Linked DNA regions of Mus musculus: regions 1, 3 and 4 are each linked to region 2. A link is a loop called in an ENCODE intact Hi-C map of the cell type or tissue named here. Cell type or tissue: left cerebral cortex. All regions are shown on one strand.

Evidence for each region. A loop is a pair of places that touch in the nucleus more often than their neighbours do. Peaks named below come from ENCODE experiments on the same cell type or tissue, not always from the same donor. Only the 100,000 strongest peaks of a DNase experiment are listed, where the experiment ranks them.
Region 1: it touches region 2 in a loop (6-fold over the local background); 2 of 42 quality-filtered maps call a loop at or near these places.
Region 3: a loop joins it to region 2, with 7 times the contacts of the local background. A loop is called at or near these places in 5 of 42 quality-filtered maps.
Region 4: it touches region 2 in a loop (6-fold over the local background); 3 of 42 quality-filtered maps call a loop at or near these places.

The regions. Positions count from the first base shown.
Region 1 is chr12:98,043,165-98,051,164 of GRCm38, reverse strand. No RefSeq gene overlaps it. Among named protein-coding and RNA genes, the nearest start is that of Gm47415, 61 kb to the left of the region's middle. In left cerebral cortex, no CTCF peak of the experiment used is centred here; DNase peaks (open chromatin) are centred at 501, 801, 3,177 and 4,220; H3K27ac peaks cover 2,334 bases.
Region 2 is chr12:98,182,611-98,190,610 of GRCm38, reverse strand. No RefSeq gene overlaps it. Among named protein-coding and RNA genes, the nearest start is that of Galc, 73 kb to the left of the region's middle. In left cerebral cortex, no CTCF peak of the experiment used is centred here; DNase peaks (open chromatin) are centred at 187, 1,218, 2,955 and 3,277; H3K27ac peaks cover 1,759 bases.
Region 3 is chr12:97,979,734-97,987,733 of GRCm38, reverse strand. No RefSeq gene overlaps it. Among named protein-coding and RNA genes, the nearest start is that of Gm35326, 110 kb to the right of the region's middle. In left cerebral cortex, no CTCF peak of the experiment used is centred here; a DNase peak (open chromatin) is centred at 4,171.
Region 4 is chr12:97,215,167-97,223,166 of GRCm38, reverse strand. No RefSeq gene overlaps it. Among named protein-coding and RNA genes, the nearest start is that of Gm40552, 23 kb to the left of the region's middle. In left cerebral cortex, a CTCF peak has its summit at 4,420 (motif pointing right); DNase peaks (open chromatin) are centred at 4,578 and 5,331; H3K4me3 peaks cover 240 bases; H3K27ac peaks cover 1,490 bases.

The DNA.
Region 1 (8,000 bases), 140 kb after region 2:
TGGCTTGCATGTTGGGCTAGGAGACAGCTGTTGCTCTCAATCTGACAACTCTGGAGGAAGGGAAAGAGACACAACGAACATACTTCTGAATGACTAAATTGATAAACCCACAAACGTTGCAGGCAAGATCTTCTCTAATTGTAGCAGGTCTTTTGGGAAAGCAATCAAAGGAAATCGAGAAGAAGAGGAAAGAACTCTCTCTCCTTATCAATTATAAACCACACAGTTTGCAGGACTTTCCTCGAGTTACTGAGTCAAATGCTCAGGTTTATTTTAGTGCAATTTCCTCAAGATCTTTAGGTAAATTGGAGTCTATAAAAGGATGCAGGCTATTTCTTCCCAGGTCCTGTCTCCCCTAGATTCCACATGCATGTGTCTATCTATGGATGCCTGTGTCAAGTGCTCTCTAGGCTGTCAGTCTCACCCCTCCCCCAACTCTCTCCAGGCTGAGTACATAGCAATTCATTAGCTTCCTGCTTTCTAAATGCTTGCTGCATTCTTGACTCATCTCCCGGAGATTATCCCATCATCTTTATTGGAGATTTGGGTGTCTGCAAATTCTTTAGTGACACATTTACAGGCTGCTTTTCCTTTGTGCTCACAGATGGCTAATCACAATCATACCACATATTTTACTAGCTGGATTCTCAGAGGGTAACCTCTTTTCCTAGGGTTTTCACCTCTCTCGATACATTGTCAATTCTTTGAATAGAGGCTATTATAAGAAAAAAAATGTATGACAGTGGATGCTTTGGGATGCGTCCCAAAGTCATGGCTGTAGCACCTTCTGCAAACTAGAACTGTGCTAGAGACATTTCTGCCAAGTTCCCCACAGCCTTTAATTCCTGTGGCAGGATGGGGAGGGAAGCATAGGGAAGGAGCATGCTCACGGGCAGCCCTGGTGTAAAAGTGTCAGCAGCTGGCAAAGTCTCTGCCCTCACTGTTCATCAATTTTCCTCTTCATTATGATACAAGCCGGGAAGGTTGAAGGGTCAAGTGTTTGAGGTGATGAATGAAGACAGAACAGTAAGCAGGAGACGCCTTATTGCTGGTGTCAGATTTAAATCTCTATAGGGGAAACGGGGGAGAGGGAAGGCATTACTTTTGCCTTGCTCACTGAAGTTGAGGGTTTGAAGGGACCTGGATCGCCAGCTGAGCAATTTCTACCGCCCTCCCCTCTGCTTCGGGCCAACGAATACATTTTTACAGATAGACTATGGGATCCACAAAACATCCCGCAAGTATACACAATGGGGGGAGATTGTCCTTTCTCGATATAAAAGTAAACCTAGGTCAGCCTGGAAAATGGGAAGTTGCCTCAGAAATGGACCATTCTCTAAGGCAGGATACTGTGATGTATTGACATGAGCCAAGAGAGAAAGCATTTAGCAGAAAGAAGTTGGAATGGCGAGGCCTGTGTGGGCTTCCTCATTCTGCAAGGAGTCTCCAGCTACAAGCTCATCTCTCTCACTCCCCTTTTCCACAGAGAAGAGGCAGGGGCATCAGCCACTAGCATCTTTACTCCTTTCTTTCCACTTCAATTCCATCGCTATCAAGTAAATACCTAGTTCTCATCTTGCTTGCTGTATGAACTCCAAGCAGACATAGTGGCTCCTTTTCAAATGTGCCTACCTTATCCGTGAGATTGCTAGTTAAGCACGAGAAATGAACAAGTTAGCACTGTGGACTTAGTGAACAGGCATTTGAGACCAAAGGAGCTAAGGAACCAATTGTCTGACTTGTTAGACCATGGTGGGGATAAGTTAGGCCTTCATGACACTTCTATATAATGCTAAAATATTTCTCTCTTATCATAACATGTATTCAGCAAGTAATACTAAAATATTTCATCTTTCTAATCATAGCATGTGTTCAACAAACTTTACTGCTTAGAAACTTAATTGTAGGAGGGAAGGGTATATAAACAGAAATCATGAAGGAAGAAGACTACCATAATGAAGAAACCACATTTTTTTTTAGACTATAACCATGGTCTTGGGGCTTTTAGAGGCTCACAGGCACAAAATTGTCAGTCTCTGTGTCTGATGGTTTCACATAGAAATTGATGATGGCAGCTGGGCAGGGGCAGTGCATACTTTAATCCCAACTCTTGGTAGATAGAGGCAGGCAGATCTTATATGAGTTTAAGACCAGCCTGTCAAAGTGAGTTCCAGGACAGCCTGGGCTACACAGTGAAACCCTGTGTCAAAACAATCAAACAAAAACTAACAAACAAAAAGCAATTAAAGATAACAAAAGTATTCATGGAATAGAGTTGTTGTGAGTACAGAAATTATTCAGTCTGTAAAGGGTTTGGCAGGTGAGTGTAAGAACCCAAGTTCTATCCCCAGGACCATTATAAATAAGACAAGATTGGAAGTGCACATTTGGAATCCTGGTGCTGAGGAATCAGAGGCAGGCAGGTCCCTGGTGCTTACTGGCTTGTCAGTCGGGCTAATCTGGACGCTTCTCCCTATGTGCACATATGAGCAAACACACACACACACACACACACACACACACACACACACACACAGAGAGAGAGAGAGAGAGAGACAGAGACAGAGACAAAGACAGAGACAGAGACAGAGAGACAGAAACAGAGAGAGACAGAGAGACATCGAGACAGAGAGAGATACAGATACATACACACACAGACATACATGCACAGAGACAGAAACACACATAGAGACAAAGAGAGAGAGACACACACATACACAGAAGCAGAGAGACAGACACACATACATATACAGACAGACATACACAGAGACAGAGAGACAGACACATACACAGAGACAGAGAGACAGATACACACAGTCAGAGAGACAGACACACACACTTCAACAAATACATTTTGAAAACCTACTATATGCTAGTATAGTCAAAAATAAAAAAGCAAACTATTGCATTTCATTTTTGGATAGCAGTAATTGAAATTGAATGAGGCTAAAGGCTGTGAAATAAGGACTATATTAGCGTAGAGTGCTGTGTTAATTTTAGACCAAGAAATTAGGTTTAGGGCAAATGGCTTCTAAGCTGAGACCCAAGTAAAAAAGAGATGTTTACTTAGAACCTAGAGGAAGGGCTCTAGGTGTAGGAAGAGGCAAGCGTTAGAGAACAGAAGTAGAGTGGTTGAGGTACAGGGGAGCTCTCACGGGAGAGATTGCAGGCTGAGCTAGAGAGGCCGGCTGCTCTGTGCTTATCGCAAGGGGAACTGGTACAGGGTTGAGGTGATATCACAGACTACGGATGTAGGGGAAGGACCAGCTCGGAGTTCTCCACTGCACAGAATCAGGAGGATTGACGTCTAACTGGGACAGATGAGAAAGCACAGTTGGGCTAGATGGGTTCAGAAACAGGGGCGATAAACCCAAATGGATAGACACATCTGGGGTATCCAAACTGATAGGACTTCCTTGTGGAACTGAATATGGCAAGAGAGTGATAAAAGGGGAGCTGTTATGAAATAATTATAAGGAATACACATGCCATTTGATGAAGATGGGTAAGCTGAGATAAAGTGGAAGGTTTTGTGGAACATATGTAGACTAATAGTTGTCAATTGAATATGCTGAGTTTTAGATTCCTTGGTGGCCTCTGAATGCCATGTTTGTATTTTCTAAGGTTTTATAATAAAAAAATGTAAATTGGGGTTTTTGTAATATTTGCATCATTTTAGGGATGCCTGACAATATATTCTATATATTCCTGGGACCGCTACCTCCTTGCAACTTTTTGTTATACATAGAAAAAAAAAACAAATTATTTAGACACTTCCTGGTGACAAAGGACTGTAATCCTAGCTATTACAGAGGCCGAGGCCAGAGGATCAGAAGTTTAAGGTTGCCTGGGCAACAAAGTAAGTTTAAGGACAGCCTGGTCAACTTGGCGAGAGCCTGTTCTAAAGCAATCAAAATGAGCCCTCCAATCAAGCAACAACAATAACAAACAAAGCAAAACCAACCAATCCGCCAAAATGACCACAATTCCATTCGGAATGCTAATCCCTTACTGAGTTAGTGGTGGAGCTGGGCCTAGAATTTCAACTAGTTTACTCACTTATTTCTGAAGAGTTTTGATTCTAATCTGAGTTCTCATCGGTCCTAAAATTCTTTCCACAATTAGAAAACTTGCAGGAAGCTGTAAGCCTGACAATGCCTTTGGATAAAAGCAGGATCTTGTTTTCATGCAAATGAGGTTTTATAAATAAAAAATGAGGGGGAGAAATGGACTCGGTGCCAAGCTGTAGGAGAGTAGATTTTTCCCGAGTTCCAACGGCTTTTTAAGGGGTTGTTTTCCCATCTGCCCTTGCTGGGGTTGCTGGGAAAAAGTACATCATATGATCATGACCGAAGAGTACACTGTCAGCTACGAACTAATTATTGAGATGCAAGTGATTGGGATCTTGTCTGAATCCATATTCCTCAGCCTGAGAGATGAGGAGCAGCCAGGGAGCCATTAGTAATTGCTGAGAATCCAATACTACAAATCTGGAAGAAAACTGCACACAATGTCCCATAAACACCTCATTATTCACCCACGCCCTCTGAATCAGCATTCTGGACACACCATAGATAGCCTGTAAATTATACACTTGTAAATTACCCATTAATAACACCTGCCAATAGCAGTGCAGAAGGAGACAAGACAATGCTGTTTCCCCTTGCCTTAGTCCTGAAGAAGCTCACTTCCAGATTTTTTTTTTTGTTTTGTTTTTATTTTTCTAATATGACTGAAGAATTCAGATCAACCCTGGAGTAGCTTGGTTGCACTTTGATGTTTGTTCTAGGTAATCCAGACTGCCTCTCTGATCTGTTGATAGGAGAAACTTCGGGCTAGCCACATGTCTGGAATCCTGCCAGGTATTTGGGATTAGAGTGGCAAAAAGGACAGTCCATGCTAAAGGCATTGTATTAGATCTTTTTTTTCTCTTGCTGTACGTAAATATTGGCGGCTATGTAATTTATATAAAAAAAGGAATTTGTTTTGATCATAGCTTTTGAACACAAGTACAAGACTGAGTGATCTAATGGTTGAGCCTTTGATGAGTGAGTGACCCATTGACTGGACTCCAAGGAGAATAGAATCATGGTTTTCCCATCCAACTGAATAATTATGTCATGGGAAAAGAATACATCATGAGATAAGAAATCAGAGTTAAGGGGCGTAGGTCTCATTCTTAGATAACCAATTCTGCTGGGAGCTAGCTAGATTCCTTGTGAACTCTATTAATGCCTTCCAAGGACTTTGTTCTCAATGGCTTAATTGCTTGGCAATTTCCTGAAAACGGATGGAGTATTTTTTTCTGACCTCATTCCTCAGATCTTCCAAGAATAATTAATTTCTCTTTCCCTGTATTAAATAAATCTCTTCTTGCTTGAGAAATACAGCCCAGTGCTTTTGTGAGTTATTGCCCCTCCCCTAATCTTCACACTGCAGACATTGAGGTAGTTTAAATAGATAAGCCAAGATGCTTGGCTGCTCTATTGGAGCTAACTCTATGGTCTTCATTCGAATTTACATGTCACACAGCGCCTCCACATCTGATCTCCACTTTCCCATTTTGTGACTTTGTTAATGTGTCCAGGTTTCTCCCTTCCCTCTATCTCTCATATGCCTAGCTCATGCTTGCGAGGAACACTTCACATGCTGTTCACCCGGTATGCTCTAACCAGAGTTTTGCAAGGTCATTTAGGCTCTCTGAAGATCTTGGTTTAGATGTGTATCTGCAGAGCCTTTTCTTGACTGCTCACCTACTCACCACACACACTCTCCCATCTCTCTGAGTTGACTCCCTTCCTGGTTTGTATCACCTGCCGAGATAATCTTGCTTGTGTAGTAGCACCTTCATAGCACGTATTCTCTATTCCAGTAGGGACTTGAGTCCTTGTGCCACACACACACCCATGTCTCATCATGACAGCACAATGAAGCTTCCCACATTCTTGTCTGCTGTGTGGGAATGGCAGCTATAAGAGGTGGAAGGTATGCGGAGGTATGGTTCCTTGGTGAATGCTGTGATGGTGGTAGGATGTGCATGTCAAGGCTGAAGACAAAGACAAGTCTCCTTAGTTTTAGAAAAGCCATTTGATGTCTTTAAGAGTTCAGTTCTCCACTTGTAAAGTGGTATTCCCTATGTTTGACTCAGGGTTCATAAGGGTTGAAGAAACGTGCACATAGTTATGAGGAACTTATGAAAACCACAAAATGAACCTACGCACACATTTAACTTTAATGTGTCTGCAGAGTCCAGGTTCTGGGAACTCAGAGAATGAAAAGCATATATTCTTTCCCCTCAAGGAATCTACTGTCTGTTATGGAAGAGAAACACAGAAAAAGTCATAAAAAATGTTTTATGGGACTATTATTTCAAGCTCTCCCAGCCCTAGCATCTAACCTCCCGTTGTTTGTTATCAGAGGATGTGGGCTCATTTTGTTTCTCTCTGGGGCTGCAACCTTCTCTAGTTTTATGTGGGTCTTCATATCTTCCAAGTGGCCTAGAGGGTTTCTGCTAGCTCCATGTTCTCAGAATGCACTTGGACTGGAAGCTCTATATATTTTAACAAACACAGACCCCCAAGTCCTGGGCCTCCCAACCTTGGAACTTGACCTTCCTTCTAGGTCAGGTAGTGTCATAGTGTGTCAACTTGTTGCAAACCCAAATATACCAGAACTTAAGGAACCTCAACTGAGGAAGTGCCTGCCAGTGAGTTGGCTTGTGGCTTGCCTGTGGGAGGCATTTCTTAATGGCTAAATTATTTAGAAAGACCCAGCCCATTCTGGGCCATATTGCCCCAATGCAGGTGAGCCTGGGCTATATTTAAGGAGTTAGTTGAGCAAGTCACAGGGGGCAGTAGAGTAAGCTGCAGTCCTGCATGGTTTGTACTCTATGCCTCCAGGTAGGAACTTGTTTCCTTCTCTGGCTTCCTCACTGATAGACTAGAACCTGTAAGCTGGAGTAAACCCTGTGTTCTCCCCAAAGTTGCTTTTAATCATGACATTTGCCATAGCAACGGAGACGAGCATTAGAGGAGAAATTGGGAACACAGACTGGATACTGATGAATTGTCCATGTTGCTTGGGGGGGGGGGGGGGACTGTGGAAGAAGGTTTGAGCTTTGGGCTATAAAGGTAAGATAAGAACCTAGTGAGCAGTTCTGGGAACTTTGAAGACAGGACTGTTGAAAGAGATGCAGGTGATGGAGACCTGGCTTGTGAAGTTGTAAAGCCAGAAGCAAAGACCGTATCAGAGCTGTTCATATTGTATTATAGATTAAGAATCTGTGGAAATGAAGCCTTTGCTTTTCTTGGAGAATTGATGCTAGTTATCTGGGGATAAGAATAGCCTGTGATTAATAAGAGAGCAGCAACACTGAGGGGAAATCTTCTGGAAAGTATTTCCTCAGGTCCAACAAACAGAAGCTGTGGTCAAATTAGGGCCATGCCTGCACGCTAAGCTGGAAGCAGATCTTGGCAATGTTTAAGGGTCTCCCAGGTTGTACTGGCTTGCGAAATATCAATGCTGCATTAGTCATGGGAAGAACAGAGGCTTTGTATCACGTGGACTACTTGGAGTCCCTGAAGAGAGGCTAGAAGTCATCAGTAAAGGTACAGCCTCAGTTTCAGTGGACACCCGAGCATAGTGGAGATGCTGGGACTGTGCAATTACCATAAAGGATAATGGCAGCTGTGGAGTGGAGCCAGCCTGCGCCACTCCCCTCTTTGTGTGTGATTGCAGGTCCCTGTGCATGCATGTGTGCGCTATGGGTGGCAGAGCTGGAGAAGCTTGGAGTGGAAGGGGTGGGCCACACAAGCCCCTTGCAGTCCAAAGGAGCATGAGCAACTCCATATGCCAGGCTGCGCTGTTGCATTGTTTGATCTGGCTGTAACTGTGCTGTGGTTCTTCTGTTTGGAAATAAGAAAGTATATAACTTACTTCAGATTTTATAGGTTCTCACAGTGAAGAGATTGTTGATGTTTAAAGAGACTTGGAGCTTTTAA
Region 2 (8,000 bases):
CCCCATGGGGAGGGGAAAAACAGGGGGAAGAAGAGAGATGGAGAGAAAGAGAGAGAGAAAGAGAGGAGAGAGACAGAGAGTCAGAGAGAGGAGGAAGAAATAGTTTCACTTCATCTTACTATAAAACCTGCAGCTCTACAGAAACACCTCCCTATTTGCCCTATTAAATGAAATAGCATCAGGGCATAAGCATTTGGTTGCTCAGCTGTCACAGTTCCTGATAGTGCCAGATGGGACACTATTTATATTTGAGTAGGACACTTTTCCTAAATTAAAGTATGCTCTTCCTTGAAAATAAGCTCACGTCTCCTTCCTTCAGAAGCAGACACTATTTGTAGCATCAAAGACTTTAAATTCATATTTAGAGAGAGGTGTCTACTACTGTATTATTACAATCATGGCAGTAAAGCAGTCTTTACTTGGATGTCCCAACCTGATTCCTTTGTCAGGAACCTAATTGCTACTTTGTAATTTTATCCCATTTTTAGTATTTATTTAATCACTATTTACCAAGCATCTACAAATTTTCTATTTTTTTTTTTTTTTTTTTGTGGCATTCACAATCAACATCATAGGATTCAGTGGCTAGAGAGTAGATCTTTTAGGTTTTGAAGATTATGCATTCTGTTTTAACTACTCAACTCTGCCCTTGAACCACTTAAGGATGTCACCATGGACAGCCTGCTAATTAACGGTGTAAGGGAAAAATTTGCACTGGCTGCTTGTTTAAAAATGACACGAAGCCTGCATTCAAGTTACTACAGTAAGGGGAAAGACTTTGCTGTGGAACTACTCAGACAAATACAGCAGAATGAGTCTTGGGAATAGAAAACTCCCAAGAGGAACATGATTGACTATCAAGGAAAGGAGATTTGTGTTAAGCCAGCCTAAGAGAATTTTTTGAAAAGCAGGCCAAATACTTCGATGATGAATTTGAATGATATCAAAGGCGAGAAGAGTCTTATTAAACTGACTCAGTGGAGGTCTTGCCAAATTTGAGCTTAATAGTCTTGGAGACAGATTGATAGTGGCATAGTTGAGATAGTGACTGAAGTTTAGTGCAAGAGTGCACCTTTGCTCATGCCTGCATTGCAATAGGATCTCTATAAGAAGCACGCGGCTGCCCTGGGGGGTGCTACACAGCTACGGTGTGCCTTGAGATGCGTTTACTCATCTCTGTGTATAAGGTATATGGCAGGTTGTGGCTAAGCTCTAGTAATTCTAAGGAATAACAAATAGCAGGGGCCAGATGGTGTAGGAATTCATACTGGGTGAGAGGGGAATCCTCCGAAGTGCTGAGCAGCAAAATGATCCGACTGGATGCCCAGAAAGACAGATGGAAAGTGTCTTTCTGGAGTAGCATGCTGCAGAAACGTGGAGAGCAGTCAGGAGCTTCCTTCACTGGTCCAGATACCAATGAATGCTGACTGGCCCCGTGGTCAGCAACCATTGTGGTAGTGGTTGGATTCTGATATAATTACAAGGTAGATGAAACAAGCTTTTCTGACGGTCCAGACTTAAGGCATATCAGAAAGAACAAAGTCCAAGGAGGGCCTTAAAATTTTTACCTGCCAATTTGCTAAACGCATGAAGCTCAAGAAGAACGAAGACTAAAGTGTGGACATTTTGCCCCTTCTTAGAATTGGGAACAAAACATCCATGGAAGGAGTTACAGAGACAAAATTTGGAGCTGTGACAAAAGGATGGACCATCTAGTGATTGCCATATCCAGGGTTCCATCCCATAATCAGCTTCCAAATGCTGACACCATTGCATACACTAGCAAGATTTTGCTGAAAGGACCCAGATATAGCTGTCTCTTGTGAGACTATGCCGGGGCCTAGCAAACACAAAAGTGGATGCTCACAGTCAGCTATTGGATGGATCACAGGGCCCGCAATGGAGGAGCTAGAGAAAGCACCCAAGGAACTAAAGGGATCTACAACCCTATAGGTGGAACAACATTATGAACTAACCAGTAACCCCTGGAGCTCTTGTCTCTAGCTGCATATGTATCAAAAGATGGCCTAGTCGGCCATCACTGGAAAGAGAGGCCCATTGGACACGAAAACTGTATATGCCCCAGTACAGGGGAACGCCAGGGCCAAAAAAAAAAGGGAGTGGGTGGGTAGGGGAGTGGGGGGGAGGGTATGGGGGACTTTTGGGAGAGCATTGGAAATGTAAATGAGGAAAATACCTAATTAAAAAAAAAAGAAAAAAAAAAGATTTTTACCTGCCTTTGGAAGAATGGCTTTTCTTCTTCTGAGATGACCAAGGGTGAGCGAGGGGAACAGAGTTGGGGTAGAAGACCAAAGCTTCTGTTTGTCACTTCTTAGACTGTAACCCAGACACCCAGTAAGATGGTGAATGGCCGTTGGAGATACTCATCTGTCATGGAGGAGCCTGGGGCTGCAAGTCTGGGTGTCGTTGGCGTGTATGCAATATTTTCCCCCTTGTTTTTGTTTAAAATTTTTTCCTTAAAATTTTCCTTTAAATTTTTAAAAATCCTTTCCCCTTGTTTTTTTAAAATTTTAATTTAATTTTACTAATTTCTGTTTCCTCCTTCCTCTGACCCATCCCATGTCCTCCCTGTCCAGTGCATCCTGTGTCTCCCCATAATACCTCCCATGTTCAAAGCCTCTTTTTCTATAATTATATATAGAAGGAGAGGGAAAAGAAGAGGGAGAGGGAGAGGGAGAAAGAGGAGGAGAGAATGGTTTCTATAGTCAATTTGAAAATCTGACAAAACTAAAATATAATTATACATACACCTACACATCGGCTCTATCTCCTTTGGTCTGTTCCCTTGGGCAAGATGGGTGAAATCTTGGAGTCCCCTCACTAAGACAGAGGTATTTTATTCTTGCCTGGGTAGACGTGGCTCAGCTGCTGCCCTGAGCAGTGTCAGAAGCTTACTGGCTTTCACACAGACACAGCAAAAGCAGGGCTGGACTTCTGTTAATGAGAAATGAGTGGGTAGGTGTGTTGACAGCAATTAGGGCGTGAGCAGAGGGGAGTCAGGATGACCCAGGCAAACAGAGGCATTAGGAGACAGACTCTTTGTATATCGTCTCCAGTGGTTTGACCTGAACTGGCCCAGCGTGTCAGGTCCTAGGTTCAGGATACTGGGTTGTCCCCTTCCTTTCCCCTCTTTAGGCTGTGTGAAGATGACACCTGGTACTCTGAGCTTGCATCTGCTGACAACTTGGTTCTATTTTTTTCCTACTCTGTTCAATTTCAGTTCCTGGCATGCTCAACTGAGGTTTGAAAGTGACACCCCAGCTGGTCCCCTCTATGCCCACTCTTACTGATTATTTTTGAAATCCCTTCTGCTTGGCAAGACTTTCTTTAGTTCTCGCTATGTAGTCTTCTGCAGCCCTCTCTGTTTTGACACAGCAGCGTACTCGGAGCCTTCCACCAACAGTCCTCTTTGTTATTGAACATCTGTCTTCAAGGCTTCAAATTTTGTTGTTGGTAGATGTCCAGCTATCCTTGAAAGGAGCTGGGCCTCTTGGTAGTTTCAGTTCTAGGCCAAGGAATATACAGGACCCCTGTGTTTTAACACAACTCTAGCCAGCAAAGTGCTTTATATTAGTGAAACGCTCATAAAGATGGAATAGCCTTAAATTGCTTTAATGAAGGTTTTCGTTGCCAGGATTTGCCAAATCCGGAATACAGCACATCCTTATTGTCCTGGCCATCAAATATCAAGTCATAGAAAAATTAATTGGAAATGAATGTAGATGGTAGATTATTATTATTATTTTAGATCTGCTACTAGAGTTATTCCTGGGAAGGGAGCTATTTTCAGAAAGTATTTGCTTTGAGGGCTTGCAGGAGTCTAGGGGACTGAAAGGATTTAGAACTATCTGTGCATGAGACCTTGATACTAGAGAACAAGTAAAAGAGAAATGGGCTGGGATGATGTCCAAAGTCCACTGAGGTAGCCCTGCTGGAGGTGGGGACACCCAAGGAGTGTTGTGCACAGCATTGGCAGCTGCCCATTTCGGGGGCTGGCTTTTAGTGATGTCACTCTTAAGTTTTCTGGTCTTTGATTAAATTTGTTGAGCTTCCCAAAGCATGTTTTTCAAAGCGATGTATAAGGTGTGTGTGTGTGTGTGTGTGTATGAATCTGCACGCATGAATGGTTGCAAGGATATACATGTGTGGTGAATAGGTATTTGTGAGAGAAAGACACACAGGGAAAGGGAGAGGCAGAGACAGAAGCAGAGAAACAGAACAGTTTATGTAGAAGCAAGAATCCAAGTTTTTCCTTAGGAGGACCATGACATCACACAATAGGATGGATGGTCATGTAGAAAGAGCTGGTTCAGCAGGAGCAATCCTGAATTCAAAATGGTAGAAAGGAATGGACTCAGTCTATGGAAGGCTAAAATGAAATGAGAGTCACAGCCAATCTCATCTAGATTGTAAGGAGTTTGGGAATGCCAGGGCCTCTTCTTAAGTCTCCATTGAGTCCTAGCAAAACACAAATGCCAAGTGTTAATTCCGTTACTATCCAAGCATGGCTACCTTCCATTCTTAACTCAGCAAATAATCTAGACTGGTCCTTTACCTTGGATTTCCTGCCTGGTTGTCGTCCTGCGAGGACTTTCTATCTCCCCATTTTCCTCTTTAGCCTCATTTTAGCGCACAGAAATTTCGAGGGGAGGGCATGGTTTCTGTAGTGGTTTGGATGCCAGCTCATTTTCAACAACACTTTGATTTAGAGACCTGAAGGAAGAGTTCATAGCTGCCATGGTTGTGCACACCTGCAATCATGTTACTCTGGAGAACAGGGCAGGAAGTTCATGAGGTAGAGGCTAGCCTAGGCTACACAGCAAGTTCAAGGGCACACTGAGCTACATGAGGAAGCTTGGTCTTTAAACAACCAACCAACAAGGAGAGTGCAGTTCCATAAAGGTGGCTTCGTTTACGTAGACTGACTAGAACACTGGTTTTGTAAGATGAGGTTTTCCATGGGAGATTCTGAATGGCTGAATGACGAGACCCCAGTACAGTGTTTTCCCTGCAACCTCACATGGCTTTACAGCCATGCATTTCTATCTTATAACAACAGGGTCAACACCACCCATCTCTACCCACTGTCCTGGGTGGGGTCAGTCCCTGCTGCTGATGCCCAGTCATTAGACATGAGTCAGACAGGATACAGATAAACCTATGTGGAGGACTCCCGTGAGTGAGATTTCCAGAATGAAAATAGATGCACATGCAAAATTCACAAGGACACTATCACAGCTATTTAAGACCCAATAAAAGTCCACTGTCATAAGCACCACCTAGTTTCCTGGCACCTAATAAATACATCGGAGAACCAGGAAGAGTGAGAAGCATGATTGGGTCCTCAGCTTGTATGCATGCATGTATGTATGTATGTATATTACTACTATAAACTGTCTAAATGAATCTTTGGGACAAGCTTATATTGCTAAATGGGGTAGAAAAACTTTACCCAAAGTTTATTTTCCTGACACTCTTTATGTGATTGTTTTGGGACGTATTGTATAATATATGTCAGAATTCTTCTATGAGAGTCAACAGCCAAGCAGGCAATCTGCAGCTTGACTCTTGTTGGCTCTTAGATTTTGGACAATGCGATTTCTTTGGGCATTCAGTTTCCCATGTGTTAAAAGAATTAGTCTACTAATGCTATGCGTATTGCAATGCTATGGGTATTGCGCAGGTGAAGTGGGATAATGTAACATGTGATGTGCTTGCCTCAAGCCTGGCAGCTACTAAGTATTCAACAAATGAGTGCTGTTGTTACAAGGTTGCAGGGATAAACCCTATAGTTTTTTAGAATGAAAAAAATTACTTATTTTAATCATTGAAGATAGGAATGTTAAGTAGATCAAATGTGTTCATCCCACCCGATAGGTTGGATTATCATTTTCTGTAAGAATCATTATAACAAAGGAAATCAAAGAATAAATGTAATTTACTCCCAATTCTTTTTTAAAATCTAATTTAATTACTTTTACTTATTCACATTACATCCCACTTGCTGCCCCCCTCCCAGCCAGTCCCCCAGTCCTTTCCCCGTCCCCCCACCCTAGCACTTCAAGTCTTTGTGAAGCTAGGTGCTTCTTCTCCCACTGAGGCCAGACAAGGCAGCCCAGCTAGAAGAATACATCCCAGAGGCAGTCAACAGCTTTTAGGATAGCCCCCACTCCAGTTTCTGGAGCTCACATGAAGACCAAGTTGCACATCTGCTACATATGTGTAGGGAGGCCTAGGTATAGCCCATGTTATGCTCTTTGGTTGGTGGTTCAGACTCTGAGAACCCCAAGGGTCCAGGTTAGTTGACTCTGCTGGTCTTCTGGTGGAGTTGCTGTCCCCTTAGAGGATGTTCCCTCAATGTTTCTTCCTCTTCTTCCATTAAGAGTTCCCAAGCTCCATCCACTGTTTGGCTGTGGGTGTCTGCATCTGTCTGAGTGAGTTGTTGGGTGGAACCTCTCAGAGGGCACCATGCTCCCATCTGCAGGCATAAAGAGTATCACTGATAGTGTCAGAAACTGGTGCTCGCCCATGGAATGAGTCTCAGGTTGGGTGAATTATTGGTTGGTCATACCCTCAGTCTCTGCTCCCTCCCCCATGCCTGCACTTCTTGTAGACAGGATACATTTCGGGTTGAAAGTTTTGTGGGTGAGTTAGTGTCTCTATCGTTTCGCTGGGATTCTTGCCTGGCTACTGGAAGTAGCCTCTTCAAATCCCATATCCCCAATGCTGTGAGTCACAGCTAAGGTCATCCCCCCCTGATTCTTGGGAGCCTCCCTTATCCCAGGTCTCTGTCTCATCCTTAAAGTGCTCCCACCTCCCCATCGCAGTCAGGGGCAGACTTCTCTTCATTCTCTGGTCATCTGCCCTTCTCTCCTGTCCCTCCCCACACCTGATCCCGAATCCCCCATCCCCCCCATCATTTCTCCTTCCTTCTTCTCTCCCTCCATCTGCTTCTTATGACTATTTTATCCCCCCTTCTCAGTGAAATTCAAGTTTCCTTGTTTGGGCCCTTCCTTCTTGTTTAGCTTCTTTGTGTCATAGGTATCCTATGTTTTATGGCGAATACTCATGTGTAAGTGAGTCTATGCCATGCATATCCTTTTGGGACGGACTCCCAATTCTTATACGTAATCAGAGCCTCAGTGTTCTCCCTTCGGGTTCTCTTTCAGCTCTTTACTGACACGCAGGTGCGTGTTGACATTGCTGTCATCAGTGTACACAGGCATCATTCTACATTCTGCATTTTAACATAATGTCCTATTCAGAATTGTATCTGTTTATTTTGTGGGGTTGCAGGGGTTGGGATGTAGGGCCTTGATAGTGACGGCTCCCATAATCCTACCTTTCAGGACTTCTAAAAAGCCTGGAGGGTCCATAGAAAATTGGTATTTTAATACCCATGCCCTAGAGCTTTGTTTTGGGAGATTTTATTTAGCTTTTACAATGATTTAAAAAAATTGAGATTAATATAATTATATCATGTACCTTCTCCATTTCCTCCCATTTGCCTTCTTGCTCTCTTTCAAAGACTTGGATTATTTTAAAGTTATTGTTTTGAAGTTATTGTTGCTTAAAGAGCCGAAAGAGAACCCAGAGGGAGAACATTGAGGCTTTGATTACATATAAGAATTTGGGAGTCAGTCCCAAAAGGACATGCATGGTATGATGGTATGTACTTACTTCTAAGTGGATATTAGCCATAAAATACAGGCACCATGCTACACTCCACAGACTCAAAGAATAAATAAATAAATATATGCATACACACACACACATACACACACATTCATAACTACATAGATATAACCTTCTCAGACCATAGAATGCTACTTGTATGTCTGCTGGCCATTTGGTTTTTGATAGCAATAAAAGCCTGCTATCAACAGAAGAGGGCAAATGAAAATGTGAGAAATACTTTTGTCTTGTTTTTAAGGTAACGAGACTCACACACGATATAACTACATGTGCGCATCCCCTGA
Region 3 (8,000 bases), 200 kb after region 2:
TTCTGATCTTAAGCAGAAAATATATACTCTTACCTCTCACTCCTAACCCTTCACCGATTGCATAGTGAAGGGAAAAATGTTATGGACTAAATACTGCCCACCAAAATGTCTATGTTGAAGCCCTAGCTCAGAATTAAACTATATTTGGAGACAGGACCTTTAAAAGAGGTAATTATGGGGCAGCAAATAAGTGTGAGGCCATTAACCAATAGTATTAGTATCCTAATAATAAGAAGAGTAGACACCAGGGCTGGGCAGGCACAGAGGAAAGACTGGGCGAGGACAGTGACAGGAAGCCCTCAGCTGTCCATAGAGATTGGCTTCTGGAACAATCAGCCTGAATCGGGGACTTTCTAGCTTCCAGTACTGTGAGAAAACACATTTTAAGCCACCCATTCCAGGATGTTTGCTTATGGTGGGTCCAAGAAGTCTGAGAACAATAACCAATACATTTCGATCCATTCTGTGTGCCTGCCTGACAGAAGGTGGATGACCTGGAAAAACATGAGTTTGGAATTCTGTTATTGGAAAGGAGACAAGTGCTTGTAGTAGATCCAGTAGCGAAAGTGGCTTCTCTCACAAATGTACATTTGCAGAATGTACACTCAAGTGAAAGAAAAAGGCTTGGTAGGAGACCCATAAACAGCTCCTTTCATTATACCATATATGTCTTCTTTAAGGATGGCTTAGGACTCTTTCTAGCTTCTGGCTATTATAAATACGTCTGCTATGAACATAGTGGAGCATGTGTCCTTATTACATGTTGGAGCATCTCCTGGGTATATGCCCAGGAGTGGTATAGCTGGGTCCTCAGGTAGTACTATGTCCAGTTTTCTGAGGAACCGCCAAACTGATTTCCAGAGTGGTTGTACCAGCTTGCAATCCCACCAGCAATGGAGAAGTATTCCATAGCAACCTTATTTATAATAGCCAGAAGCTGGAAAGAATCCAAATGTCCTTCAGCAGAGGAATAGATACAGAAAATGTGGTACATTTACACAATGGGGTACTACTCAGCTGTCAAAAACAATGAATTCATGAAGTTCTTAGGCAAATGGATGAAACTAGAAAATATAATCCTGAGTGAGATAACCCAATCACGAAAGAACAAACATGGTATGCACTCACTGATAAGTGGTTATTAGCCCAGAAGCTCAGAATACCCAAGATACAATTCACAGACCACATGAAGCTCAAGAAGAAGGAAGACCATGGTGTGGATACTTTGGTCCTTGTTAGAAGGGGGATCAAAATACTCATGGTAGGAGATACAGAGACAAAGTGTGGAGCAGAAACTGAAGGAAAGGCCATTCAGTGAGTGTCCCACCTGGGGATCCATCCCATATATAGTTACCAAACCCATGGATGCCAACAAGTGCTTGCTAACAGGAGCTGGGTATAGCTCTCTCCTGAGACAGTCTGCCAGTGTTTGACAAATGCAGAAGTGGATGCTCACAGCCATCCATTGGACTAAGCACAGAGTCCCCAATGGAGGAGCTAGAGAAAGGACTCAAGGAGCTGAAGGGGTTTGCAGCCTCATAGGAGGAAAAAACATGTGAACCAACCAGTACCCCCAGAGCTTCCAGGGACTAAACCAGCAACCAAAGAGTACACATGGAGGGACTCAAGGCTCCAGACCCATATGTAGCAAAGGATGGCCTTGTGGGACATTAATGAGTGGAGAGGCCCTTGGTCCTGTGAATGTTCGATGCCAGAACAGGGAAGCAGGAGTGGGTGAGTTAGTGAGCAGAGGGAGGGGAGATAAGGGTGTTTTTTACTTTTGTGGGGGGGATAAGAAAAGGGAATAAAATTTGAAATGTAAATAAAGAAAATATCTGCTAATAGAGATGATGATGATGGTGGTGGTGATGATGATGATGGTGGTGGTGGTGGTGGTGGTGGTGGTGATGATGATGGTGGTGGTGGTGGTAGTGGTGGTGGTGGTGGTGGTGGTGGTGGTGGTGGTGGTGGTGGTGATGATAAAGGATGGCTTAGGAGATGTAGAATAGACTGTGAAGTTCAGGGCTCTCTCCTACACACCCACATGAACCACGTCTGTGATTCACAACCACCTTTCCTTTCAAATGCAACGTGGCAGACGGAGGGCTCCTTTCCAGGGTGCCTATAATGCAGTCAATATGGGATATTTTTGAAAAGGAATATTTATTGTTTTAACAGCTGTATGTCTACTTTCTTGGATTAAAAAAAATAACTACCTGTACCCACAAATGACTTATAGGGTTTGGAAAATGTAGCTGTAAATTTCTCGACTTACAAAATCCCCCAGGTTTTCCAAATCTTTCTCCAAACCACAACATTTTTTCCATTCTACCTTACTCCTTATTCATGAAGGATTGAGAAAGCCAGCATCAGTCCTCGCAACTAGGGTTGTACTGGGATTTTAGCTGAAGGTGTACTCGCTATGGCAATTCCAGCCAGGCTGTGTCTTTTGGATGCCAGCTATCTAGAAAGAGCTAGTACCTGTAAGCTCCTCAACCCTCTGCGACTTCTCATATAATTTTCTTTAAGGTCTTTGTCTTTCTTCAAAGAGAGATTTGCTTTAAAGGGCTGCTGATAACTTTGCTGTGCTATGCTCTGTGGGCTGTTTGTAGATTCAATATGCTAACATTGTGCTAACAATATCATGACACAATTACTGGTAAATCATCATCTGATTGCCATAGACATGTCTCTCTCAAAATATTACAAATTAACATTCATGCTTTCCTTGACTCTACTGTTTTGAGCTAATGCATGTCTGCATTGTTTATCAAAAAGCACGCCATTTTCTCCTCCACCGAAAGGAAGAATAATTGTTCGTTTCTCCATCGTGAGGTAGGAAAGTCTCTTTTGACTGTAGCATTAGTTACTTTGAAAGAGATTGCTCGTGCTACTATATAGCCACTTAACATAAAATACAAATGATTCCAGGAAAAACATCTCTATGCCCTTGGAGTTGCATTATTCAAAAAGCCATTCTACTCATTCAATCCTCGCAGCTGGGAAATCACGCAACATCGTGATCAGATGAAATTGTCACATAAAATGGTAGTTGTAGATGTATTTCCAAGATGGTGGCTTAGTTACTGTTAAGGGGCCATCCCGGAATCCCGCTAAGAATAAATAAATACAAATTCTTCTTCCCAAGCCACACACCTGCCTAAAGAAGGCAACCCTAACACAGGCTCTGGCTTTAAAGCTCAAGATTCATGAAAGTGATCAGAAAGAAGGAAGGCAGGACCAGGATGGCAGAACTTGGATATGTTAGTATATACACAAACCATGGGCACAAATGGATGGAGTTAGTATAATGATAATACTGTTTTCTGATAATCCCATAGGTAATACCAAAAATATACTAAGACAGAGCTAGAGAGATTGCTCAGCGATTAAGACTACATACTTCTCTTACAGAGAACACAAAGTCTCTTAGTAGCCATATCAAGTGTTTCATAAATACCTGTAATTCTAGTTTTTGGGAATTCAATTCCATTTTCAGGTTTCTCTCTGTGTATGCATGCACATGTGAATACTTACATGCATGCATGTGGACACACACACATACATACACACACGGAAAAATATAATTAAAATTCCATATTATATATTTATATCATTTAACCTATCTATCTATCTGTCTGTCTATCTATCTATCTATCTATCTATCTATCTATCTATCTATCATCTATCTGCCTATTCATCTATCTATCTATCTATCCACCCAAACTTTACTCTTACTAGAGAAGGAATTTTAAAGACTTCAATAATCTCCATGTGCCAATATATATCTGTATCTTTGTGTACTACAGTGGTAATGCTGGTAAATGTTTAGCAAATGACTATCTTAAAACAAACTGATAGGAAACCAGATTTATAGCTATTTTTAACTTTTATAATATAAACAATCATCTAAGGATTGGATCCAAGCTACCAGCATGCCTGTCACTAAATACAAAGCTGGGGAAGAGGGCACACAATTAGCTTTTGCAAGTTAGTACTGGATATTTTTATAACACTACAATAAGATGTGTAGAATGCATGCTCAATTTAGAAAAAAAAACATTTTCAAAGAGTCACACACCTTTGAAATGAACAGATTTGTAACAAAATGTGACACATGGTTAGGATAATTTTGAGAACAGTAGAGCATGGGGGTGGAGGGTGTGAAGTTCTTGGTTCAGTATTCATTTTGATGAAACCATGTGATGCCCAATGATTGTGGCAAGCCTCTGAGGGTGGCATGAGATTTGAGGACTGAGAGACCTAGATTTGAATGTGATGTCTAACATACAATCCCATGAGTCCACAGAGAAGACACTTAGAGCTTCTCGGCCTCAATTTCTTTCTAGGTGAATCGGACGCTGAAAGTTGGTTCTTACAAAGCACCTCGTGGCCAAGGTAGTATAACATTCAATGATCATTCTCTTTCAATGTCTAAATCTCTGAAAGAATTTCTCTAATCATGTACTAAATGAAAAAAGATAAAATTCTAGGTGGTTACAAACATTTGATAAATATTTTTTAAATGGATAGAGATGTGATATTGAATTATCCCTTGGAATTTCTCCAAGATAGAAGTCACAAAAGACACCGTTCACTAAGCTGTAAAAGTACTGTCTAATAAATTATCAAGTACTGCCCATTTCTACTTTCCAAGTTATTTTATTTACTATGTCCTCTGTCTTTAACTAGGTTTCTTCTGTTTGTTTATGACATCTTTTTCTCCTAATCAGTTTTCTGTCCCTTATCTTGAAAACATCAGAACTATCCTTGATAAGACTGTTTCCTAAGAATTTCATAAATTCATTGTTTTTAATAGCTGAGTAGTACTCCATTGTGTAAATGTACCACATTTTCTGTATCCATTCCTCTGTTGAGGGACATCTGCGTTCTTTCCAGCTTCTGGCTATTATAAATAAGGCTGCTATGATCATAGTAGAACATGTGTCCTTTTTACAAGTTGGAACATCTGGGTATATGCCCAGGAGAGGTATTGCTGTATCTTCCGGTAGTACTATGTCCTATTTTCTGAGGAACCGCCAAACTGACTTCCAGAGTGGTTGTACCAGCTTGCAATCCCAGTAGCAATGGAGGAATGTTCTTCTTTCTGCACATTCTCACCAGCATCTCCTGTTACCTGAATTTTTGATCTTAGCCATTCTGACTGGTGTGAGGTGGAATCTCAGGGTTGTTTTGATTTACATTTTCCTGATGATTAAGGATGTTGAACATTTTTTTCAGGTGCTTCTCAGCCCTTCAGTATTCCTCAGTTGAGAATTCTTTGTTTAGCTTTGTACTCCATTTTGGATCTGGAGGATATCATCCTGAGTGAAGTAACCCAATCACAAAAGAACACACGTGATATGTACTCACTGATAAGTAGATTATTCCAGAAACTTAGAATACCCAAGATACAATTTGCAAAACTCATGAAACTCAAGGAGAAGGAAGACCAAAGTGTGGATACTTCATTCCTTCTTCAAAGGGGGAACAAAATACCCATCGAAGGAGTTACAGAGATAAAGTTTGGAGCTGAGACTGAAGGAAGGACCATCCAGAGATTGCCTCACCCGGGGATCCATCCCATAAACAACCACCAAACCAGACATTATTACATATGCCAGCAAGATTTTGCTGACAGGACCCTGATATAGCTGTGTCTTGTGAGGCTATACCAGTGTCTGGCAAATACAGAAGTGGATGCTCTCAGTCATCTATTGGATGGAACACAGGGCTCCCAATGAAGGAGCTAGAGAAAGTACCCAAGGAGCTAAAGGAGTCTGCAACCCTATAGGAGGAACAATAATATGAACTAACCAGTACCCCGGAGCTTGTATCTCTAGTTGCATATGTAGCCAAGGATGGCCTAGTAGGCCATCAATGGGCAGAGAGGTCCTCGGTCTTGTGAAGATTATATGCCCTAGTACAGGGGAATGCCAGGGGCAGGAAGCAGGAGTGGGTGGGTTGGGGAGCAGGGCTGGGGGAGGGTATGGGGACTTTCTGGATAGCATTTGAAATGTAAATGAAGAAAATATCTAATAAAAATTGTTTTTGAAAAAACAATTGCTTTCCAAATTACTATCCCTCATGCCCCTCACATTCTGTTATACTTGGTAATTTCAAAGTGCATGATAAAGATCTTTTCATGTTGGTGTCACATACTTCAGAGCCATCAGTGGACTAGACCCTCTGAGGCACTGTTCCTACTGTATAAGAGATGGACGGTGCTGGTCTTGCTCCAACTGTTCATTTTCCACATCACCAAACCTGAGGATGTTGCTTCTTTCCCTTTGGCCTTCTTTCAACTTGAGGTACCAAGAGTATTAATCAAGGTGTAATTTCATAAATTGTTGGAGGTTTGTACAAGTTCTACAAACTCAGAGTTGAATAAACAGATTTTTATATAACTCCACTAAAGTGGACTCAGATGCAGTCATATACTCTACAATGGCCTTAAGGCCAATGATGGACTACATATATAACAATGGTTATTATGCACTCTTGTGATGTCAAAGCCAAGTTAGTATAAGCACACTGTATGATATTCATATGTAACTAAACCTCTTAACACATTTCTCCAATCCTATGCCCATCCTACCTTCATTAAGAAATGATTTAATGGCATGCTGTCTTCATTAGGGTTTTACTGCTGTGAACAGATACCATGACCAAGGCAACTCCTGGTAGGACAGCATTTAATTGGGGGCTGGCTGAATGGAGGTTCATTGATGATTCAAGGCAGGAGAATGGCAGTGTCCAGGCAGGTATGGCAGTAGAGAAGAAGCTGAGAGTTCTACATCTTGTACTGAAGGAAACTGTACATCTTGTACAGGAGAAAACTGGCTTCCAGGCATCTAGGATGGGAGTCTTAAAGCCCATGCCCACAGTGACACACCACTCAAACAAGGCCACATCTCAAAATTGTGCCACTTCCTAGGCCAAGCATATTCAGACCAGCACACATGCCTATTGCTTGTCTCTAAGTGGCTACTCAAATGATGCTGTAAAAAGGCCACATTTCCAGTGCAAGTAGTATAAGAAATCAGATCACTCAAACACATTTAACAGTGGCTGACTGCTTCCAAATGTTTACTGTCTAGAATTGTTACAATTAGGGAGTTTTGTAGTTGATTTTAGTCATACACATATACAGTTATAATCAGAAACATATCCTTCTTATAGATTCTACATTTATTGTTAGTCAAAGAACTTGACTACTTTTGTGACTCAAACTTCAAGGGGACTCTTTATGATGTAATAGACACGAATAGACAGGATTTGAGTTTGTGCTCCACTATTTAGTTAAATAATCTTGTTTAAATTGCTTAACTTCTTCAGGCCTCAGTTTCTTATCTCACATCTTCCCTGTGGATAGCTCAAGGGCTTCACTGGGGGTAATATATTTATCTTCCATCGCAGGGTCAGCCTGCTGTTTATGTGCTGCTTAGGAACAGGGGGATTTTCTATCTTCTCTGTGAAGTGTGGGTACTCTTACCTTTATCACCCAAGTCTTTTCTTCATTTATGTCTCCTTTGCATCTCCAGCATTTCATCTCTGCCTGCTATTCTACAGACCCCACATGGTTGATAACAAGTAGACAGACACATGTAACACTTTGGTATATACATATAACACATAGTTCCTTATGGTGGACTGAACATGTGTGTCTTTGTTTTGGATTACATGCTGTCTCTTCTCAATAAGACTTCAAAACTTGTTTAGTTATAAAAATTTATTTAGCAAACAGTCCAATCGACTTTTTACTACAGACTATTGGACAGAATGTTGGATTAATATTAAACTCTAGAATGGACCAGTGAATAAGGGGTTGACATTTTAGTCCCCAGATTTCTAGATAAATGAATGAAGTAATAAATATCCAGGGGTTGGGAACATAGCTCAATTGGTATAATGCTTACTTAGCATTATATTAGGTGTGGTTTTGATCTCCAGTACTCCAGTCTCTGTTCATAATTCCAGATCTCTGGAGATGAAAGTGG
Region 4 (8,000 bases), 970 kb after region 2:
AGAGATCAATAAGAGATACTACGAAAAATAGAACTAGAGAACTTGATTTATTTTATTTAAAAATCTATAAAACCCACAGCAATCAATGCATCATGCTATTTGGATAAACATGCAAATAGAAAAATTTATGTCCATGCATGAATATTTGCATATTCACAAGAACACCTACAGATACCTATATGCACTGAAGCAAATATACACACACAATAAACACATACATAATCTTACACACACATGCATATTTGATCAAATACACTTATATACATGCACATATACATATGCAAAGATACACATATCCATAGCTGTACACATTCATGAAAAAATAGACATTCCAAAAAACATACACCAATGCATATATACATAGAAATACATAGGCACATACATATACAAACACACATATAAATACATAAATATAAAAGATGCAATATCAGAGGTACACATACATGTATAAATATACAAACATAAATGTACACACATGTAAACACATATACACACAATCATATACACATATAAATATGAATGTGAACACACAAGCATGCATACACATACACATTAAGGTACATACATAAATGCACAGTCACACACGGTCACATATGCTTACATAAAAAAACATACATATGCATTTAGGCACAAATAAGAACATGTCTTCAATAAACGCATATACATAGATGCATACACATGCATTTATATGTAAATACTCAACTAGGTACAACAGACTCATAAAGAAACTCGCATAGTTTCACATGCACACACATAAGTTATATATGAACAAGAATACATACAGATACACAAAATACATATGTACACATATATCCACATATAGACACACTTCCTCAGGCACGAACACACACATGTATATGTACCTATAGGCACCTATAGTCACAGCATATATACTGCCATTCATATGAATAAACATGCTCACATGTGGGCAAGCAGATAAATGCACTCAAAGAAACACACATATAAACACCCAAAACAACACAGGCACACAGGCACACAAGTACAAACAAGCATCCAAGCACAAATTCTCATGTAATATGCATAAATTTATCACAGTACAGTATATAAACACTTACACACATAAGTATGCATACACCTGAATATACATACAAGTTCACATAAATGCATACACATATACCCTCTACAGGCAGAATTGTACACAAATTGACAAATAAATATAAGTTCACATACACATGTAAAGATCTGCACATAAAAGCAAGAATATAGACACACACACCATTGTTTCTCAATTTCACATATACACATACATACATACATAGTCACGTACATACATACATACATACATACATACATACATACATAACATACTGGCAGACTAATACATGTATATTCAAACATATATTCATATATATATATATATATATGTTCAAAATCTCACAGGATACACATGCATACACACATTTACACTAATAAAAACAGCCCACTCAATTGAATAAAGTGTAAATCTCAGAGATAATCTACTATTTATTAGACAACTGATCTTATATCCTCATGATGCAGAAGAATGAATTTTTACCCTACTCTCTCATCATGTACAAAAGCCATTGTACAATACATTAATCAACCTTATGTCAAGATGGAAAACTACAAACTTACTGTGAAAACATGTAGAACAAAAGTAACTTTGATATTAGTTTTGGCATTCATTCAGTGAACTTGAAACAGAGACAAGCAAGTGAAAAAGGCAAATATAGTGGCTTCTAATTAAAACACTTGTGCACACCAACAGAAAGAATCAGAAGAGTAAATAGTATGTAAACTTGCAGAAGATATTTGAAAGGGCTGACAAGGGGTTGACACCCCAATTGTGTCAGGAACTCACCTCATTTTTAAGAAAACAAGCAATCTGGATGAGATACAGAAAACAATCTGAACAGATATTTCTCTAAAGAACACACAGATATTCAACATTACTAATCAACTGGGTAATACAAATTAAAACCACAATGAGCTATTTGCTAGAGTGATTATTATCCTAAGACAAAAGCTAGCAATTGTTGGCAAGAAGGCAGAGTAAAGGGGAACTTGTACATTGTGGGTGGGAAGGTAAATTGGAAGCTATTTTAGAAAGCATTGAGGCTAAAGCTAATATATGATTAAGCAATTTCACTGTCGTGTTTGTATCTAAAGGAAAGTAAGGCAGAATGCTGAAATTGTGTCTGGGTTCTCATGTGCATTACAGAGTCACATTGATCTACATATGGAGTCTGTCTAAGCATGTGGCAACGAATGCACAGATATAAAAGAACAGAGCACTTCACAGTCTAAGAATTAATTAAATATTTTTATTTTATGAATGTTTTTCCTGCTGTATGTCTGTGTACTGTGCGTGGGCAATGCTCACAGAGGCTAAAATAGAGTGTTCAGGTCCTCTGGAACTGGAGTGATTCTTAGCCACCAGGTGCTGGGTTCACAAAATAAGTTTTCTTGCAGGTCAGCTGGTGTTCTTAACCACTGGACCCTTTCTCTAACACCACTTTTTAGTCTTAATAAAGGGATTGGTGACAATGTGGATGGCTCTTGAAGATTTTTACTTTAAGTGAAATAAGCCAAGTATGTTTGTGTACCATATGTGGGAAGTGCCTACAAACACCTACCCAATACCTGAAGACAGCCAAGGGAATAGAGCCTTGATATTCTTAACCATCCTAAACAAAGACTTCATTGGTGTGGCTATGGATGTGTTCATTAGCATGACTTACTTATGTCAAGTCATTCCAGAATAACACCTTGTACTTCGTCAGTCTGTACAATTTTGAATAATGCTCTGCTATGCTTGCAGGTAGGAACCTAGCATAATTGTCTCCTGAGAGGCTTTCACCAGTAGTTTAGATGCGGGGACCACAGCCAAACATCAGTCTAAGGAGTCTCGTGGAAGAGTGACTGAAAGGAGTGAGTGAGCCAGAGGGGTCAAGGACAATACAGGAAGACCTACAGAGCCAACTACTCTGGACCCATGGGGGAATCACAGAGACTGAACCAACCAAAAAGTATGCAGGGGCTGGACCTAGGCTCCCTACATATTTATAGCCGAAGTGCAGTTTGGTCTGCAGGTGGGTCTCTTTACATTTGGAGCAGGGGGCTGTCTCTGACTCTGTTGCCTGCCTTTGGATCCTGGCCTGCCTGGTCAAACCTCAATGGAGAAGAATGTTCTTGGTCCTGCTGGGACTTGTTTTTCCAGGGCAGGGTGGTACCCAAGGAGCGCTTCCCAAGGGAAAGAGGGTGTAGTGAGGGGAGGTACTTGTGAGGATGGGACTGAGAGGAGAAGAGAGAGGTGGGGTGCTGCAACGGAGGTATAATTTTAAAAAATCCACATTGTCAAGCCTCTCACATCAATTTTTTACTGATTCATTTCATGGATGAATTTCATGTTTTACTGCTCAATTGAGAAAAGAAAGGAATCAAACGATGTAAACATATTTGCACATCTATTGCAAGTGGTGAAGATTTCTTAAGTACGTGGGTGTGCTTCAAAAACCTTTGCAGTGAATTTTGCTCCTTTGCCTTGACATCAGTCTACTTAAGCAGAAATGGATCTAAAAAACAAAAAATAAGCTTGACTTCCTGGAGCAACTATCATTAAATTTCCAACAGAGTGATAATCCTATTAAAACTAACAGATACTCAACCTATTTACTGGATACTAAGTACCTACTGTGTCATGTTACCCTCAGAAAAAGAGAAACAGTATGATTATTACTGACTAATAAATGGCAAAAGCCAGCCTTACAGAGGCTATACATTACCTTTGCATTCTTCTATGCCAGAAGCCACTGCTCTGAGCTAACAGATCTTTTGAACAAGACATTTATGCAACATTTATGTTCAGAGCCCCCTTCTCCAAGTCCCAAATAATTTCTTTGCTGCCAAAACTGTTCACCTAGTGTTTTTAAATAGCATTCATCTCCATTCTTTAATTATTTATTGATTTGGACATATATGCATGTGTTTATACATGTGTATGTATGCATACGTCTATGTGTGTGCCTAAGTGCACACATGGAAGACAGAGGACAAAAATGAAAGAATTGCCTCTTTCCTTCTAGCACGTGGATTCTTGAAATTGAACTTAAATGAGACATAGAAGTAAGCAACTTTACCCCCATAGTCATCTCAATGCTCTACCCAGTGTTTAATGCTTTTTTGTTATTTCTGTTTATTACTGTCTACAACAAAACAAAGTCCCTAATTATATGGCAGATTTGCCATATTGAAATCATCATTTTATTTTACCTATACTCTATATTTTCTGTTTTCTTCAACTTGCACAAGATATAATTCTATTCCTATTTTACTCTTCATATTTAGAAAGGGACAATATCACTGTCTTTCTCAAAGTACAGTGAAAGAGATCACTAATTTGGGATGGCTGCCTAGCTGTTTTAAAAAGTCAGCTAGAAAGAGGAGACCAGTAGATGGCTCTCTAATTCCTGAATTATAAAGGAGTAGAACACTAATACATTTGAGCACTGGTGAACAGATTTGGTTTGATTGCACCGATGACAAGAATAAACTTCATGCAGACTTGCTGAAATGGGACACTTTGTGCTGTTTTGTCATGTAGCTTAAAATGGGAAAGCTATTCTTGACCCTCCTTGTCCTTGACAAGTTGCAAAGATTGTTAAAGAAATCAGCACCAGCAAGGAAGACAATTTGTTCAGCTGTGAATAGAACAATGACTTCATCCGTACATAGCAGCATCTTCCTCGGGATCTAAGATAGTAAGAGAACCAGAACTAATGGGAAATAAATGGACCCAATTGCCATCCTCAGGTAACAGCAAGACACCTTTCACTGTGTGGCATCACACTTTACTGCAAAATATATAGGATGTGCTTGTGTTTGTTAAGATGAATATAGAGTGTGAAAGCTGTAGAAAGATGAGATATAGAAAAAAAGAATAATATTCCAATTTTGTCTTTACAGGATAGCATTGTGGTTTATGTATTTTGAAAATACAATTTGAAAAGGCAAAGAATGTCTTTAAAATATTGACAAAATCCCTTGCTAGCACTCAAAAGAAAGTAAAAGAAAGGAATTTATGTCATCAGCATATGCGTGGATGTGTCTGTATAAACACGATTGTGTATAGTGTACGGCTTCATGACTTGAAGATAATTTCCTCTTGTTCAGAACATGTTACCTCACTCCATCTCATGCCGTATATTCAGCTGCGGTTTTCAGAAGCCAAGTTTTAAAATGTCCTCACCATAAACCTGGCAGAAGATAAATACGTGTCCTGTCAGAACTTACTCTGGTGTTTTGAGACACGGCTCATTGCAGTATCAGTTCTCATAAACAAGACAGGGAGTGCCCCAGATCCCATCCTTAGAGAAGTCTGCATCCTTAGACAGTCTGAGGATAGCTTGTGGTAGGCGGGGATGTGGACTCCACTTAGCCTCAACTTTCACAGTAGCTTCAGGCTGGAGAAGCTTGTGCACACGTGACTTGTATGAAAGCTGTGTTGTACATTTTTTTTGCGTTTATATCTCACAGTCATCTAACAGTTCATAGAAGACACTACCAGTGACTAGGACACAAAGGTTGCTCTCTTGCATGGGTCACGAGCCACAGAAAGATTGGATGTATAAGAGCCGATTGGAATAAACTCTCCTTAAGTGTATCCTTGCAATTTGAAATTCTTGAATGTAACAGATCTCTAGAACAACTGAGTTTGATTTTATGCAGGAGTGTAAGAAAAAAGGAATGGAGATAATTCTTTCCAAGTTGACCCCACCTAGTTAGGACTTCTAATGCTGAGATTTCTAACAAGGGCTACATTAGTCTCCCTCAAGCACTGAAATTACAAGCACACAAAGAAGCCTCTGTGTGCATCAATTTGTCAAATTTGAAATCTGTACCATATAAAAATGAATGTACTTACTATAAATTAAATATTCCATCAGAAAGAAGGAATACTGATGTCGTGGCAGCTGTCATGAGGGCTGAGGCCCTTTGGAGTGAAAGATGTCTCTATTTACATTCTTATGTGCCACAGTTTACCACTGACATCTTCATCAAATAGGTGGATTGATGAGCGTATGCTCTTCTACCTTTAATTATTTCTCCAACAAGGAAGATGGCAAAAAAAAAAATCCACTGAATTTCCTGAACATATGAGGCCCCGTTACTCAAGTCAACTTTCTTTAACTGTCCTATGTTGGATAGATGACAGGCACTTCAACCAAACCAATAATGAATTTTTCTCTTTTTAATTTGGAATAGTTTAACAAAGAAAGGACTAAGGATATAGGAGAAGGATGATAGACTCAGAAACAGCAATGACATCACTCTCTCTTTCTTTTTAATGACATCATCTCTCACTTTCTCTTTTACACAGTATAATACACGGTGTGATATTGGAACGAGCTCTAGTACATTCCATGCTTTTGAAAAATCAATCCTTTTATAAGAATAGGAATACCTAATTGCACACAAACATTTTATATATATACTGATAGCAAAACACAAAGGAGGAGAATTGGGGGTAAAAGAGTAATTCTTTAAAGAGGGAGTTGCCCATGGTGAGAATTGTGAACTTCAAAGAGGGGATAGTTGGCATGGATGGCCATCTTAAGCTTCACCCAAACCTCTGCCTTTCCAGACTTTATAGGTGAAAGGTGGAGATAGCATCTACAGATTTGTGAAATACTGGCACAAAGGGGAAAGAATTTCTATCCATTCTCAGTCCAAAGCATGCACCAAGTGCCTACACCTAGTGTACGAGGTACTAAAGAAACTGCTTTCAAAAATAGATTCCTTTTGCAAGAAAAATTATTTCTTTTTTTACTGTGAATATAAGCCTAAAGTGCAATCTTGGTTCTTCCGTCTGGATTAACCTCACCTTGGAGGAAGAGGGTCAGGGATGAAGCACCTAGTCTCTTTGCCCTTGACCTCGCAGGGGTGATTATGTATTCTCTTAAGTCCAACATAAAAATAGATTGTTGTGGGATTAATGTGTCTTCTCCAAAGTTCAGATGTAACTATAATAACATATTAACAGGTAACTATCACAACATATTAACAGGATCCTCAGAATCACCAGACATGAGCAACACTACTAAAATATTAGAATGAATATCTACCACAAACATTCCTGTCCAAAGAAAAGACAGGGACAAAAATGGAACAGAGACTGAAGGAAAGGCCAGCCAGAGACCACTTCACCTAGGGATCCATCTCATCTGCACACACCAAACTCCCACACTTTTGCTGATACCAAGAAGCACTTGTTGATAGGCGCCTTGTATGGCTGTTCCCTGAGAGGTTCTACTAGTGCTTGACCCTTACAGATGCAGATACAGCTAACCATCGGAAGGACCCCGGGAACCCCAATGGGAGAGTTAGGGGAAGGACTAAAGAAGGATAAGGGGATTACAACTCCATAGAAAGAACAATATCAACTATCTGGACCTCCCAGAGCTCCCAGGGACTAAACCACTAACAAAAATGTATACATGGATGTTCCATGGCTCCAGATATGTATGTATCAGAGGATGGCCTTATCTGACATCAATGGGAGAGGAGGCCCTTGGTCCTGTGGAGGCTTGATGCCACAGCATAGGGGGAGGTCATAGTGGAGAGGCGGGAGTGAATGAGAGGATAAAGGAGCACCCTCATAGAGGCAAAAGGGAGAGGGAGATGGGTTATGGGTTGGGGGGGGGCAATGTGTGGAGGGGTAACCAGAAAAGGAGATATTTGAAATGTAAATGTCTACAATGAAAAAAATTTTAAAAAAAATAAAGGCTTTCAGAACATCTGCTTGGCTTGATCTGATGTCTTCTGTCATATGAGGAGAAGGCAAAAAGCTACTCCTCAGGCCAAAAACCACTGGTTACCATGTTGGGCTTCCAATCCTTTTAGATATGTATTTCTGGTTTTTACAGATGTTCAAATCTACTTACATATTCCCTTGTAGAAGTGTAAGATAGATTAAGTCACAGATGGGGTCTCATCTGAGGATGATCATACAGAAAACT